Regions from separate parts of the Homo sapiens genome. Here all the other regions are linked to region 2. The links are chromatin contacts, found by Hi-C or POLR2A ChIA-PET in ENCODE. All regions are on one chromosome and are shown on one strand. The core of a region is the stretch at or near the end of the contact, and the rest is flanking DNA. Distances in the headings are between cores, read along the strand shown. Region 1 holds the start of RALGAPB (Ral GTPase activating protein non-catalytic subunit beta). Region 2 holds the start of CTNNBL1 (catenin beta like 1). Region 3 holds the start of SNHG17 (small nucleolar RNA host gene 17).

Region 1 (4,742 bases), core at 2,000-4,499, 780 kb before region 2:
TGGATACTGTGTCCCTATCTGATCAGACACACAAGGACAAGTTTCTTGAGTATCTGAATTTAACATAAGTTGTCCCATCAGTTTCTATTAGTGCTAAGCCTAAAAACTGACCAAATAATACAAAACGGAACCAAGAAAATTTTTCTATAACAATCCTTATAAAGAATATTTTATGGGCTGGGGACGGTGGCTAATGCCTGTAATCCCAGCACTTTGGGAGGACTAGGCAGGCAGATCACTTAAGGTCAGCAGTTCGACATGAACCTGGCCAACATGGCGAAACCCCCTCTCAACTAAAAATACAAAAAAATTAGCCAGGTGTGGTGGTGGGTGCCTGTAGTCCCAGCTACTCAGGAGGCTGAGGCAGGAGAATCGTTTGAACCCAGGAGGCGGAGGTTGTAGTGAGCTGAGATTGCGCCACTACACTCCAGCCTGGGGGACAGAGCGAGACTGCATCTCAAAAAAAAAAAAAAGAAAAAAAAAATTTTATGAAATGTGTTTTTAATTCAGTCTACATACTTTGTCATGTTTAATTGCTATACAAAAAAAAATCTTTATTGTCCAAAAACCTCCTCATAATGACCTTCACACACATATTCACTAACTTTTGCAAATCCTTACATGGTTTTAAGACCAACCAAGAACAAATCCAATCTGAATTATTGGTCTGCCTTCCTTTAAACTTGTAAATATGGCAAATGGGGCAATGGCAGTTCAGGCATTCTGCAATAAATATGTGCTAAATTTGTCAATTCCTGTGACAACATGATTTTACTCTTCATTAAGTACTTAACGTCCTCTCTCCTGGTGAACAGGACCAAACATTACCAATGGCAATCCCATCTGCTTGTATTTACCAAATACCAACAAGGCAGTGGCATTTAGTGGATGACAACTAAACACTTTTTTGGACAATGAAGTAGGGAACACATGCAAAGGTCTAACAGTAATAAAAAGACTTTCCCTACAGACATGATTGCGTCCGATTGTGATAGAATCAGACATTAAAAATCAAACAATGTTGATTGCACATGGTTAGTTACAGAGTGCCTTGCAATTGGTAAGAACTCAATGTGTGTGTTCAACTGCTGGACAAATTGCTGAACATAACTAGAATACTCACTCCTAAGCAAAAAGAACAAAACTCTATAAGCTGGGAACTACCAAACATCTTTTACAAAAATGGAAATAGAGAAGAATCTGTTCGCAACATGATCTATCTATGACATAAAAGGACCCAAACATTCCACTGAGTAAAAGCTTTGTGAGTCTGTATGTCAAAGCACTGGAAGGAATACAGAGATGAAGAAAACATAGTCCCTGCCCTAAAGCTTCTCATAATCTAGAAGTAGGGATAGAACTACAACTCAGAAAAATAACTGATAAGTTTCACTACGATGTTCCTAAAGAGCAAATTGGAAGGACTCAAGGTGGGTAGGGGTCAGGGACAGAGGTATCTTGAAGGGAATGCTTAAAGCTAATGCAGCCAGAGACAGGAAGAAAAGGGTATGTAGGCCTGGCACAGTGGCTCGCATCTGTAATCCCACCACTATGGCAGACCATAGTGGGTGGACTGCTTCAGCCCAGGAGTTTGAGACCAGCCTGGGCAACATGGAGAAACCCCATCTCTACAAAAAAAATTCAAAAATTAGCCAAGCGTGGTAGTCCCAGCTACTTGAGAGGCTGAGGTGGGAGGACTGCTTGAGCTCAGGAGGCGGAAGTTGCAGTGAGCCAAGATCATGCCACTGCATTCCAGCCTGGGCAACAGAGCAAGACTCTGTCTAAAAAAAAGAAAGAAAGAAAAGAAAAGGGTGTGTATATGCATATAGGAGAGAGCAGAAGTGTGTGCGTTTGGGTGGGATGGCCAGAACGTTCAGAGGATGGTCTAGGCAGACTTCCAGCATATGTAAAAACGACCCAGAGGTTACAGACGCTACACCTATAAGTACTGTATATTTAGGAAAATTGCAAACGAGCAGTTTGCATAAGATGCATACATTTTAAATGTTCCAGATGACTCAGAATCCCTGCAGAGAATTCCATCCCTAACAGTCTTTCACAAGGTGTAGTGGTCAGTCAACCTAAAGATCTCTGCGGGTGGAACCTGCAAGTTTAACAAGCTCCCAGACAATTCTCCTGCACACTTAAGCTGGAGAAAGAGAGATGCTTTTTGAGATGCAGAATTATCAAATTACATGCGGTTCCCAAACTTTGCTGCAAGCTGGAATCACTTGGGCATCTTTAAAAAAAAAATATTGAAGTCTGGCTTTCAACTCCAGACATTCTGATTGTTTTGGTCTGGGATGCCACATGGGCATCAGAAACCTTTACAATTTCCCCCAGGTGATTCTACAGTGTAGCAAAGTTGGAGAGCCACTGCCCTAATTGTTAAGCACTTGGGTCGGATGCTCCGGTTCAAATTACTAGCTATGTGACCTTGGGTAATTAAGTCACCCAACCACCCAGGGACTCAGTTGCCTCGTCAGTAAAATGGGGACAACAATCCTACCTCACAGGGTTGCTGTGAAGTTAGACGTGGAGAACGTAATGGCCTGGCATGATGCCTGGCGGATAAGAAGCGCTTAATGGGGGTTAGCTGTTTACTCCCATCATCAACTCTCCCTCATCAAAGTGTCACTGTGCAATGGGCAGCATCGTCCCCACTGGGCGGCAGCAACTTGCCTAACCTTTCTGCTGGACCAAATTCTTTGCGGGAGTTGTCTAGCTCCGCTCCAGACCCGCCCCCTCCCCCAGGTTGCCAGGAGAGAGCTTCGCCTGGCCGGGGTAGCTCCCAAGGATTAGACCGGGTTTACACAGACTCGACAGCAGCCGCCCACTCCAGGGCCAAGCTTTCCCCGCCCCCGTGGGTCTCCCAAAAATTTGCAGATGAGCTTCCAAAGGCCGGGCCCCTGGAGCACCCAGAGCCGAGAAACAAGCCTCAGCCGTCCCTTGACCGCCAGGTGGGGAAGAGAGGGAAGGAGAGGGGAGGGTCCGGCCGCGGCGGGGCCGGCTGCCCGGTTACCTGAGGCGACGGGCGGGGCCCGCATCGCCGGGGCGGGCGCCGCCGCCGGCCGTCCTCGGCCTTCCGCCTCACGCGACCCGCGCCATAGGGCTGGCGCTTTCACCGCCCTGGCCGGCCGTCCTCAGGCGGTCCGTCAGTCCACCCGTCAGCGACTCTCCCAGGGCGCCAAGGGACGACGAAGGCCACTCGAGCCAGCCGGCTGGGATCTGCTCAGGCAACTTCCGACTGCCAGGGGCGGCGGCGTCAAATAACTCCCCAGCCAAGTGGGCCACTGCGCGTGCGCGGTGCGCCTAATCAGAGCTTTCTACGGGGCTGAACCGGTGGCGTCAAATAATTCCCGAGACACAGAGCCGGAAGCTGCGCCTGCGCAGCTATCCCAGATCGCCGCGCGGGACGCATTGCGTTCCTCCCATTCCGGATCAAGTGGAGAGGGAGGAGTGAAGTGACGGATGCACCTACCTCATCGCGGCACAGAGGAGGCGCTCTACCTGCGTCCTTAGGAATCTTACGGCATCCACTCTACCTGCTTTCGGTGCAGACGGATAAGGGGCTTCTCTGCAAGATTCTGGCTCCCACCTAGGTTCTAGGAATTTCTCCCATCCCACCATTACAGCACTCTTCCTCTGAAATGATGCCCTTTGCTCGCCGCCGTCTTATTACACGGGCACAGCATTAATTATGAACAGTGCTCTATTCCAGGCCCGGTGTGGGTTACAAAGGTGAATCGAACATAAGATTTAGAGCCTCTCATTAAAGAGCTGAATCTGATCGAGATAAGACAGTAGTAATAATACTAAGAGATACTACTTCGAGCACCTGCCATGCGCTAGACATTTTGTAAACAGTACCACTTTCAATAATTTGCTTTCACTTCAACGAAGAAAATAATACCATTGGAGAGGTACAGCTTAAGTGCTTTGAGAATCTAAAGGAGGAAACTTGGACTGAGAAAGAAGAGGAGGGAGGGATGGTGGAATTCTTCACGGAGGACCTGGCCTTGAGACTGACCTTGGGTATTGAGAGAGGGAGGAGGGGTCAGGGTGTTGAGTAGAGGTGAAGGCACGGTTGTCTGAAAAGCAGAAGGGAGCAAAGAAGATTCTGACTCCTCACCTCAGTTAGAAGAGACTATGGAGGAATGAGTGATAAGGGAACTAGTATCCTCACAGAAAGGGTAAAACTGAAGAGTGTTTCCTCAAGACCACACCTCACCCCCCAGAAAAATAGCTACAGGAAGGAAGAGGGAAAAGGAGGGTAAGAATGTGCTAGGACAGGAACGAGGCTATGTCCAGGACACTGGATCCAAGCAATACATTTCAATTAAACACAGTGTGACAAATTATGTAGTTGGCTAACTCAAGATCTATTTCAACCACTCCCTTGCCTTTCTATACTACAGGGGCTGAAAAGCAAAGCACACAACTCTCAACTTTCTTTGCTGCTAAGGGTGGCAGTGAGACAAAGTCCTGGCCACTGAGATGTAGGCAGAAGTATCAAAGGAGACCTTCCCTTCCTTCTTCCCTTGGAGAAGTTTGTGTCCTTCACTTTTCCCCTGCTTCATGCTTGGAACTGGGTAACACCTGGGAGCACAGCAGCCTAGAGGCCATGAGGAGGGCTGTGCTGAGGAAGGTGGAGCAGAAAGACAGGAGCCTGTTTGTTTAAGTCATACTCAAGCAGCTACACAAACCCTGTACTACCTTCCTGTCTTATCGGGATGAGGGAT
Region 2 (4,520 bases), core at 1,301-3,800:
CCCAGCTACTCAGGAGGCTGAGGCAGGAGAATCGCTTGAACCCAAGAGGCAGAGGTTGCAGTCAGCTGAGATCTCACCATTGCACTCCAGCCTGGGCAACAAGAGTGAAACTCCATCTCAAAAAAAAAAAAAAAAAAAAAAAAAGATATTGTACATTATTTTCATACTAAATCTTTGAAATCCAGTGTGTATTTTGCACATGTAGCAGATCTAAATTCGAAACTAGTCACATTTTAAGTATTCAATAATCACATGTGCCTAGTGGCTACTATACAAAGCAGTGCAATTTTATAGCATACTCTGCTATATTCCCTTCCCAGCACTTACCACAAACTGAATGCATTGTTTACTTATTATCTTGTAACTTCCCACCAGATGCTCCACAAAAGCAAGAATCTTGTCTTTTATTCAGTGTTGTATACCCAGTGGATAGACTGCCTTGCACACAGTAGGTGTTCAATATATATTTGTTGAGCAAATGAATGAAACTCTTCTAGCTTTAATGGGCTAGCCATTCTAGAAATTCCAAGCCGGCATACAATCACTGATTTAATAACTTGCCTATTTCCCTTCATCTTTCACTATCAATTAAACTGTCTTTAAAAGAAAAATCTCTTGGCTATATAGCTCCCCATTGCTGAACTGTTCTTTCCCATGATGTCTTAAGCGTCCAGGGTCAATTTCTTGTACTTTGGCTGAGGGAGTGGTATGAAAATAACTGCTAATATTTACTGAATGTTTACTCTTTGGCAAGCATTGTCTAAGGACTTTCCATTTCTCAACAGCTTCACAACAGCCCTGTGAGGCAGCTACCGTCACTGTCCCCCATTTACAGATGAAGAAACCAAGGCAGAGAGAAATTAAGTATTTTGTTCAAGGTTACAGCAGCCAGTTAGTAGCAAAACAGAGACTGCCAGCAACCTAGGGGTCCAGACTCATGGCTCTTAATCACCTATTCTTGACTGCAGGGCTGTCTAACAAAAATATAAGCTGAACTATATATGTTGTTTTAAATTTTCTAGTAAACACATTAAAATGTCAAGAGGGGCAGTTAAAATTGGTTTTAAACATATTTTATTGGCTGAGTGTGGTGTGTGGTGGCTCATACCTGTAATCCCAGCACTTTGGGAGGCCAAGTGGGAAGACTGCTTGAGGCTAGGAGTTTGAGACCATCTTGGGCAACATAGCAAGACCCTGTCTCTACAAAAAATTTAAAAATCAGCCAAGCATAGTGATGCCTGCCTGCAGTCCTAGCTACTTGGGAGGATACCTTAGACCTAGGAGTTTAAGGCTACTGTGAGCAATGATTGTGCCACTGCACTCCAGCATGGGCGACAGAGCAAGATCCTGTCTCTAAATAACAATAAAATAAAATTTTAAAAATTAATTAAGTATATTTTATTTCACCCATTATCCAAAATATGATCATTTAATCAATATGACCAATAACCAATGTAATTGATATAATCAGTACGATCATGTAATCAATATAAAAATTTCACTTTTTCCATACTAGTCTCCAACCCAAATGTGTCTTTATACTTACAGTATTTCTCAATTCAGACTAGTCACATTTCAAGCAATCAACAGCCTATGTGGCTAGTGGCTACGACATTCGGCAGTGCAGCTCTACTGCTCCTCGCAATGACCCTCCTATGGAATCAAAGTGGGGGAAAAACTTTGGGGTGGAAGTCAGTACGCCTGAGCTCAAATTCCAGCTCCTTGTTTCTGAGTGACTTTGGACAAGCCCTTTCTGCTCTCTAGGTCCCATACAGTTTCCCCACAAGTTTCCTAGGCAAGGGGGACCCTGAGCAAGATTCCTAGAAACTCATTCCATGCTAGAATTCCCAACATCTCCTGCAAATCGCAGTAAACACAAGCACAGCTTTCCACACTTTAAAACCAGCTTTCATACATATCAGTTGGTACAGTCCTCAAACAACCCTACTAAGGCAGTTATTAGTGTCTCCACTATATAGATACAAAAACTTGGTTCAAAGAGGGGGGGAATGACTTGTCCAAAAGCCACATAGCCAGTCAGTGGAGAAGCTGGAGATCAAATCCAAGTGAGACCAGTGCACTCCCACCGCCGCCACCACCATCACCTCAATGACTGGGGGGACATGAGAGCTGAGAGGACATGGTTGTGAAAAAAAGGATAGTCTGGGGTTTCAGAGGAGTTTCAGGGAACCAGGCCCCAGGGTGAGGAAGAGGAGGTGAAGGGCTCAGGTCTTGAGAAGGGATGAATCGAAAGGGCCCAGGAGGGCTTCGGAGAGCAAAGTAAAACGAGGGGCTGAGACCCCGGGTGGCATGAGAAGTTAGAGGGCCCGGGAGTGAGGCGAGAGGAGGTGAGATGAAAGGGCTCTGGCTCCTGCGACCCCTGCCCAGGTGAGAACGCGGTCGCTCGGCCCTCCCTGCCCCTCATACCTGGTAGCTCAGAAGTTCGCCCACGTCCATGGTACCCGGCCCAGCAAATACTCCACTTCCCTGCACTCACGCCCAGACCGCGGGCCCGTCAGCCGCGGCTCCAGCCACACTGCCGTAAAGTGCGGCGAGCGGAGCCGCAGAGCCAATAGGGCAAAAGTGCGAGCGACAAGCGAGCCGGCCACACCGCGGTAAAAGGACGCGCCGCCGTAAAGCGCGCTGCATTTGGAACAGGGTTGCTTCCGCCTGGAGCCTGAGGGGGCGGGGAAAGGGGGCGGAGACTTAGAGGAGGGGCGGGAGGGGAGAGCAGGGACCAGAAGAAACCAAACTTGATTGCGCGTCCCTAGTGTCCAGGGCGGAGTGCCGGGTGTTTCGTGTGCGCTCTCACGAGCTTCCAGTGATTTATCCTCATTTCACAGAAAAGGAAACTGACGCTCCCAACTGCACCATCCAATACTTTACTCACTAGCCACATATGGCTACCGAGCGCTTGAGATATGGCTACTCCGAAGTGAGATGTGCCATAAGTGTAAATAAAATACACACCAGATTTCTAAGACTTACATTGATTACAGGTTGAAATGATATTTTGGATATACTGGGTCAAATTCATATATTATAAAATGAATTTTACCTGTTTCTCTTTACTTCTTAAATGTGGTTAGTAGAAAGTTTTAAATTACACATGTGGCTCTCATTTGTGGTTCCCATTAATTTCTATCAGATAGTGCTGGCTCAAAAAGTGACTTGTTCCAAGGCTGTACAACTATTACTGGCTGAGAAACTATTGGTGATCACATGTCCCTCTCTAGGCTTGTGTCTGCTCATCTATGCGAAGTCTAACGGTCACTAGATGATCCCCTTGCTACCCAGGTGATATAAAAAGGTTTCTGGAGGAGAAAGTTGCCCATAATTGGAAGAGAATCATTCAGAGTGCATCTGATCTTAAACAAGATCAGAATGCACCTGGGACTTAAGGCTCCATCTTCAAAGGAAATTAAACCTCCTTCCATAAGCCCCTGTCCTTTATATTTATAATTATATTTATGTATTATATTATATTTATATGCCCTTCATATTTATAATTTTGGTCCCCATCCCATCTGCACTGGCTCCAATTATACAGAAATTATTCTTATTCCTCAGAATGACAAATCCTCTCCCCTTCTGCCTGGCCATCAGCACCATACCTCATCCAATTCTCTCATCTTTCGGGTCTCAAATGTCACTTTCTTACAAGGGCTTCTTCAACTCACCCTGGTCCAGGTAATCAACCTCTCTCCTCATTATTCTTTTTCCAAGTACCTGCTCCACTACGTATATATCTCATTCTGTAATTTTGTGCTTAATGGTTGACTATTTGTTTCTTGACAGCCTCATTTACTGGATTGCAAGCTCTATGCAAGCAGGACATGTGTGTGTCATGTTCACCACTGTATCCCCCAAGCCTAGTACAGTGCCTGGTAGAGGGAGAGGTTTCATAATGGGCCTTGTGTGCCATGGTAAAGAGATTAGATTTTGGCTAGGCGTGGCCGGGCGTGGTGGCTCACGCCTGTAAGCTCAGCACTTTAGGAGGCCAAGGCGGGCAGATCACTTGAAGTCAGGAGTTTGAGACCAGCCTGACCACCATGGTGAAACCTCGTCTCTACTAAAAATTACAAAAATTAGCTGGGCATGGTGGCACATGCCTCTACTTGGGAGGCTGAAGCAGGAGAATCGCTTGAACCCAGGAGGCAGAGGCTGTAGTGAGCTGAGATTCCACCACTGCACTCCAGCCTGGGTGACAGAGCAAGACTCTGTCTCAAAAAAAAAAAAAAAAAAAAGAGAGAGAGATTGGATTTTATGCTAACGGCATAAGGAAAGTTTTAAGCAAGGTAGTTTTGTGACTGGGCTTATGTTTTTAAAGGATCACCTATGCAATCTGCATTGAATTCAGTCTATTTGGGTGTCTTTCCCCCTCCTACTTATATAAGAATATGGACTGTGCCCGGCCGGGTGTGGTAGCTCACGCCTGTAATCCCAGCACTTTGGGAGGCCGAGGAGGGCAGATCACGAGGTCAGGAGATTGAGATCTTCCTGGCCCACATGGTGAAAAC
Region 3 (4,197 bases), core at 810-3,309, 740 kb before region 2:
AAAGTGCTGCGATTACAGGCGTGAGCCACCATGCCCGGCCTTGTGTTATATTTCTATTGGACAATGCTATCTTTCTTCTTCTTTTTCTTTTTTGAGACAGGGTCTCGTTCTGTCAACCTGGAATGCAGTGGTGTGATCTCAGCTTACTGCAGCCTCAACCTCCCAGGCTCAAGTGATTCTCCTGCCTCAGCCTCCTGAGTAGCTGGGACTACAGGACTGCTCCATCACACCGGGCTGACAATGCCATCTTAGACTTTTCAAACACAGCACATTTCCTCTGCTTCATAAAGAATCCCAGAGTCCTTACGGTGACAGAAGCCCTCAGCTTTCTCAGAAATACTATAATATAGCAACTACTAGGCCTTGGATATTTGTTCTGTGCTACGGTCTTGATATAAATCATTCCATTTAATTCTCACAGCAACGCTATGAGCAGGGAACTATGACTGCCTATTTTCCATAACTGGAAACTGAGGCGGGGCGGAGAAGTTAGGTCACTTAGCCAAAGTCACATGGAGAGTAACAGCAAGAGTGGGAGGCAGAAGAGGACACCAGGGCTGTGTGGCCACAAGTGGGCACACCTGACCACCCTGCCCAGTGTCCTCTCAGCCACAGCATCTGTATTAGTCCATCCTCACACTGTTATAAAGAACTGCCTGAGACTGGGTAATTCATGAAGGAAAGAGGTTTAATTGACTCACAGTTCAGCATGGCTGTGGAGGCCTCAGGAAACTTACAATCATGGCGGAAGTGGAAGCAAACATGTCTTTCTTCACATGGTGGCAGCAAGGAGAAGTATAGAGCAAAAGTGGGTAAAGCCCCTTATAAAACCATCAGGTCTCATGAGAACTCACTCACTATCAGAAGAACCGCAGCATGGGGGTAACCACCCCCATGATTCCATTACCTCCCACGACAGGTGGGAATTATGGGAAGTACAGTTCCAGATGAGATTTAGGTGGGGTCACAGCCAAACCATAGCAGCATCCCACAGCCCCTCCCCATCACAGAGACTCCCAGTGTTCTCACAGTCTGGGAATCCCATGGGCCTCTCCCAGGTACAAAATATGGAGCAGATCTCACCTCAGGGACCCCCATTTCCCTCATGGTTGCATAGATCAGGACTGGATTTTCTTGTCCTTCTGACCTATTGAGTACCAAGAATCTGACTGGAGCGGGGCGGAGGGTGGGGCGTGGGCTCCTCATCAGGCCCAAGGGTGGGCTGCTTGCACTCCAGAACATGGGCAGAGTCAGTAGCAGGGCTGTCTCAGGCCGAAGAGGCACATCCTGCCCAGGGTGCAGGCAGTGCCAATGCTTATGAGGATTTGTGGGCCATGAGTCCCCTCCCAAGATTGTCTCCAGTATGTTGCAGGGAACATGGGACATCTGTCTACAGTCTCTGTCACTGTGCAAATCTGATCAGGTTCCTCAGATGCCAGTCTGGTCAGGTCTCTTCTGCTTCAGAGACTCTTTCCACCCTCCATCCCGTGTACTTTGAGGCTGGAGTTTAGCAAAGCAGTTACCCGCTGTGCATCTCTCTTGGCTCATCTTCTCACGCTCACATTCCAGTCTCAGGCCATGACTCAGTCATCTCGGTCTGACATTGTTCAGAAAAAAAGGAATGGGGCGGGGGTAGAATTCATTCATTCAACTGTGCTAGTCACTGAACTAGGTACTGAGTACAGTGGTGAATCAAAGACAGATGCCTTTGGACCCTTGCAGAAAGAAGTCCAAACTAAGCACAGTCCCCTCATCGTAGTAACAGCTCCTATCATGGAAAATTGGCCATTCCTACAGATTAATAATGAATCAGTGACCAAGGAACATCTTCAGAACAAACAGAAAAGCAAAGCAAGTGGGAGAAGTTTACTTCTAAACTTCCAGATAGTTTTCGAAAATTATCCCAAGTCCTCCAGAGTCTGGCGTTGAGCCTCCGCTCCGCCAGGGGACGCTGCAGGACTGCTCGCGTCGGTTCCTACCGCTCTAGGCCGCAGCTCGCGCTCTCGTCTGTATTTCCGCCGGCGCGAAACGAGCGTAGCTTCCTTGTCGTGTGGCCTCAGTCCTTCGCCGTCCCTCGCCGTCCTTCGCCATCGCACGCCACCGCACCCCATCTCTCGAAATCTGCAGACATCTTGATTTTTCCCACGCTGTCTGTCAGGTCTCCGCCGCCACTCGACGCCAGGGCGCCGGGTGAGTCCACAGCAGGGCGCATGGTCGGCTCCACTCTCACCATCGGGGGAAACTGAGGCCCCGGGGAAGGCGGCCAGAGAGGTCAGGCCCTGTCCTTGGTGCAGTGTCTCGTCCTCTTTGCCGGAGTGAGCCCCCCAGGATTCGCGTGTCCTCGGGAAAGACACTGGCAGGTGAGTCGCGCCCTTGGCCGCGGCAGTGCTGAGCGGGCCACGTGCGGTCGTCAGACCCCCTGTCCGCGCAGCTACTCTGCGGGGAGGCTTAGTGCCCCTGGATGGCGGGAAACAGGGCTCGGCGACTTTAGCTGCCCGCCCCCGACTCCTGGCATTGGAAGCCTCCAAAGCCACTTGACTGTTGCCTACAAAGTGCCAGTCATTGTGCCACGTCCTTGAGACCGTTAACTCGTTTTCCCCTCAATAACTTTTAAAAGTAGGTGTTAGAACCTTCATTTTACAGACCAGTTAGCTGTGGTTTAAATGGAAGACGCTGCCAGCACTCCAGTGGGGCAGAGTCTGGACTTCTGTCCCCGGGCCTTGTACTAAAGCCCCCTCCCCGTGCTTTTTCCTTGCCTAGGCCTTGTGGGCTGTGCTGCACCTCGGACGGCTTCGCACCAGCCAGCGCCCTCTCTCTCCTGCAGCACTCTGATCTGCACCCCCTGAGGGGCTTCCACTGTCCGCGGGGTGAGAATGCCCCTGGGTAAGTGCCGCTGCTTCTGCGCACCTTGGGGAAGGACCCTTCTGTGGGACGCAGTAGAGGGGACAGTCAATGAGCTCAGCCAGTTCTGAGTTCTGAGAACTGTCTGGCAAAGCGGGTGCAGAGCAAAGCGTGACTTAGGAGACGGGCTGCGCTTGGGGTCACATGCTAGCTAAGTTCCTTCATTCCCCTGAGGTTGACTTTCTGTAAAGTAGGGAAACTGCAAAGGCTCTCTGAGGGCAGAGGCCTTGGCTGTTTTTCTTGATTTTGAACCCACGGTGCCTGTCCACGTGTAGATACTCAGAACTGGTGGGCTGAATGTACAGCCGAGGCATTTTTACCAGAAGTCTGTTTTCCTGTGGACTCTGGGTGGGGACAGATGGAATCTGCCTGTGAAGTGATGATGGCTCTCAGGGTCCTGGGTACCCTTCTCTTCCCTGGGGGGTGAGCCTCCCTCTGGAGATCTGGCAGCTAACACGCTGACGTGGGCTCACCTGCCCTTTTTTGCACCTGTATTCGAAAGTGATCGTGGGCTGCCTGTGCCCTGGTCATTGATAGTGCAGGGAGAGAAATCGCGGAAAGTGCTTCCCCGTGTTTGGAGGGTCCGCTCCTGTCCCTTTCAAACTCTGGAGCTTTCTCACACCTCCTTCTCACCATCTTTCAAATGCCTCCTGGCACTTGGTGTCTTATTAGTGAGTGCTCCCTGTGCAAGGCTCAGTGCAGGGTTCCATGAGGCGTTCACCAGGGTCTATGAGGGGTGAGTCCCTGCCTCAGGATTGGTGGTGAAACCACAGCTGCAGCCCCCACTAGTCACACCCTGTGGCAATTACTGGCTTGATTGTCTTTGCCTCTCTCTATTGTGACCTTGAGGACAGTGTCTTGAGTTTTGTTTAATATTTTATTGTATTTTTTTAGAGACAGGATCTCACTCTGTTGTCCAGGCTGAGGTGCAGTGTGCAGTGGCGTGATCATAGCTTGAACTCCTGTACTCAAGTGATCCTCGCACCTCAGCCTCCCAAATAGCTGGGACAGACAGGGTCTCGCTATGTTGCCCAGGCTGGTCCTGAACTCCTGGCTTCAAGTGATTTTCCCTCAGTCTTCCAAAGTGCTGGAATTACAGGTGTGAGCCACTTCGCCTGTCTCAGTATCTGAGTCCTGTCTCTTGACTTACCTGGTGCTTGGTAGATGGTTGATTTTCAGCAGTTATGGAACAAATGAAAAACAGGAGATGGGCCGGGTGCAATGGCTCACACCTGTAATCCCAGCACTCTGAGAGGCCAAGGAGTGTGGATCACTTGAGGCCAGGAGTTCAAGACC

What was found. Hi-C counts contacts between places; a loop is a spot of excess contacts on that map. ChIA-PET counts read pairs that join two places held with the same protein, here RNA polymerase II (POLR2A). Pooled maps may share reads with other maps.
Region 1: a map of CD4-positive, alpha-beta T cell shows a loop between it and region 2 (11-fold over the local background). The contact joins the promoter of RALGAPB here to the promoter of CTNNBL1 in region 2. A Hi-C loop is called at or near these places in 3 of 168 maps with a recorded cell type or tissue (CD4-positive, alpha-beta T cell, CD8-positive, alpha-beta T cell and dorsolateral prefrontal cortex) and 12 of 50 pooled maps. POLR2A ChIA-PET finds 5 or more read pairs at or near these places in 1 of 52 experiments (GM12878).
Region 3: a pooled map shows a loop between it and region 2 (9-fold over the local background). The contact joins the promoter of SNHG17 here to the promoter of CTNNBL1 in region 2. A Hi-C loop is called at or near these places in 1 of 168 maps with a recorded cell type or tissue (CD4-positive, alpha-beta T cell), 1 of 37 single-sample maps with no recorded cell type and 9 of 50 pooled maps.

Annotation. Positions count from the first base shown.
Region 1 is chr20:38,471,350-38,476,091 of GRCh38, reverse strand. RALGAPB (Ral GTPase activating protein non-catalytic subunit beta) reads right to left here and starts at 3,249. Exons shown (of 30, transcript NM_020336.4): 1 at 3,023-3,249. RefSeq lists a silencer at 2,969-3,168 and an enhancer at 3,459-3,528.
Region 2 is chr20:37,692,060-37,696,579 of GRCh38, reverse strand. CTNNBL1 (catenin beta like 1) reads right to left here and starts at 2,550. Exons shown (of 16, transcript NM_030877.5): 1 at 2,428-2,550. The coding sequence starts at 2,457. RefSeq lists an enhancer at 2,213-2,272.
Region 3 is chr20:38,433,190-38,437,386 of GRCh38, reverse strand. It overlaps SNHG17 (small nucleolar RNA host gene 17), which reads left to right and starts at 2,059. Exons shown (of 8, transcript NR_185934.1): 1 at 2,059-2,360; 2 at 2,761-2,883. It overlaps LOC124904958, which reads right to left. Exons shown (of 3, transcript XM_047440636.1): 2 at 2,782-2,924; 3 at 671-2,545. The coding sequence ends at 1,899. It overlaps SNORA71D (small nucleolar RNA, H/ACA box 71D), which reads left to right and starts at 3,388; the gene lies at 3,388-3,525. RefSeq lists enhancers at 1,937-1,996, 2,017-2,306, 3,587-3,666.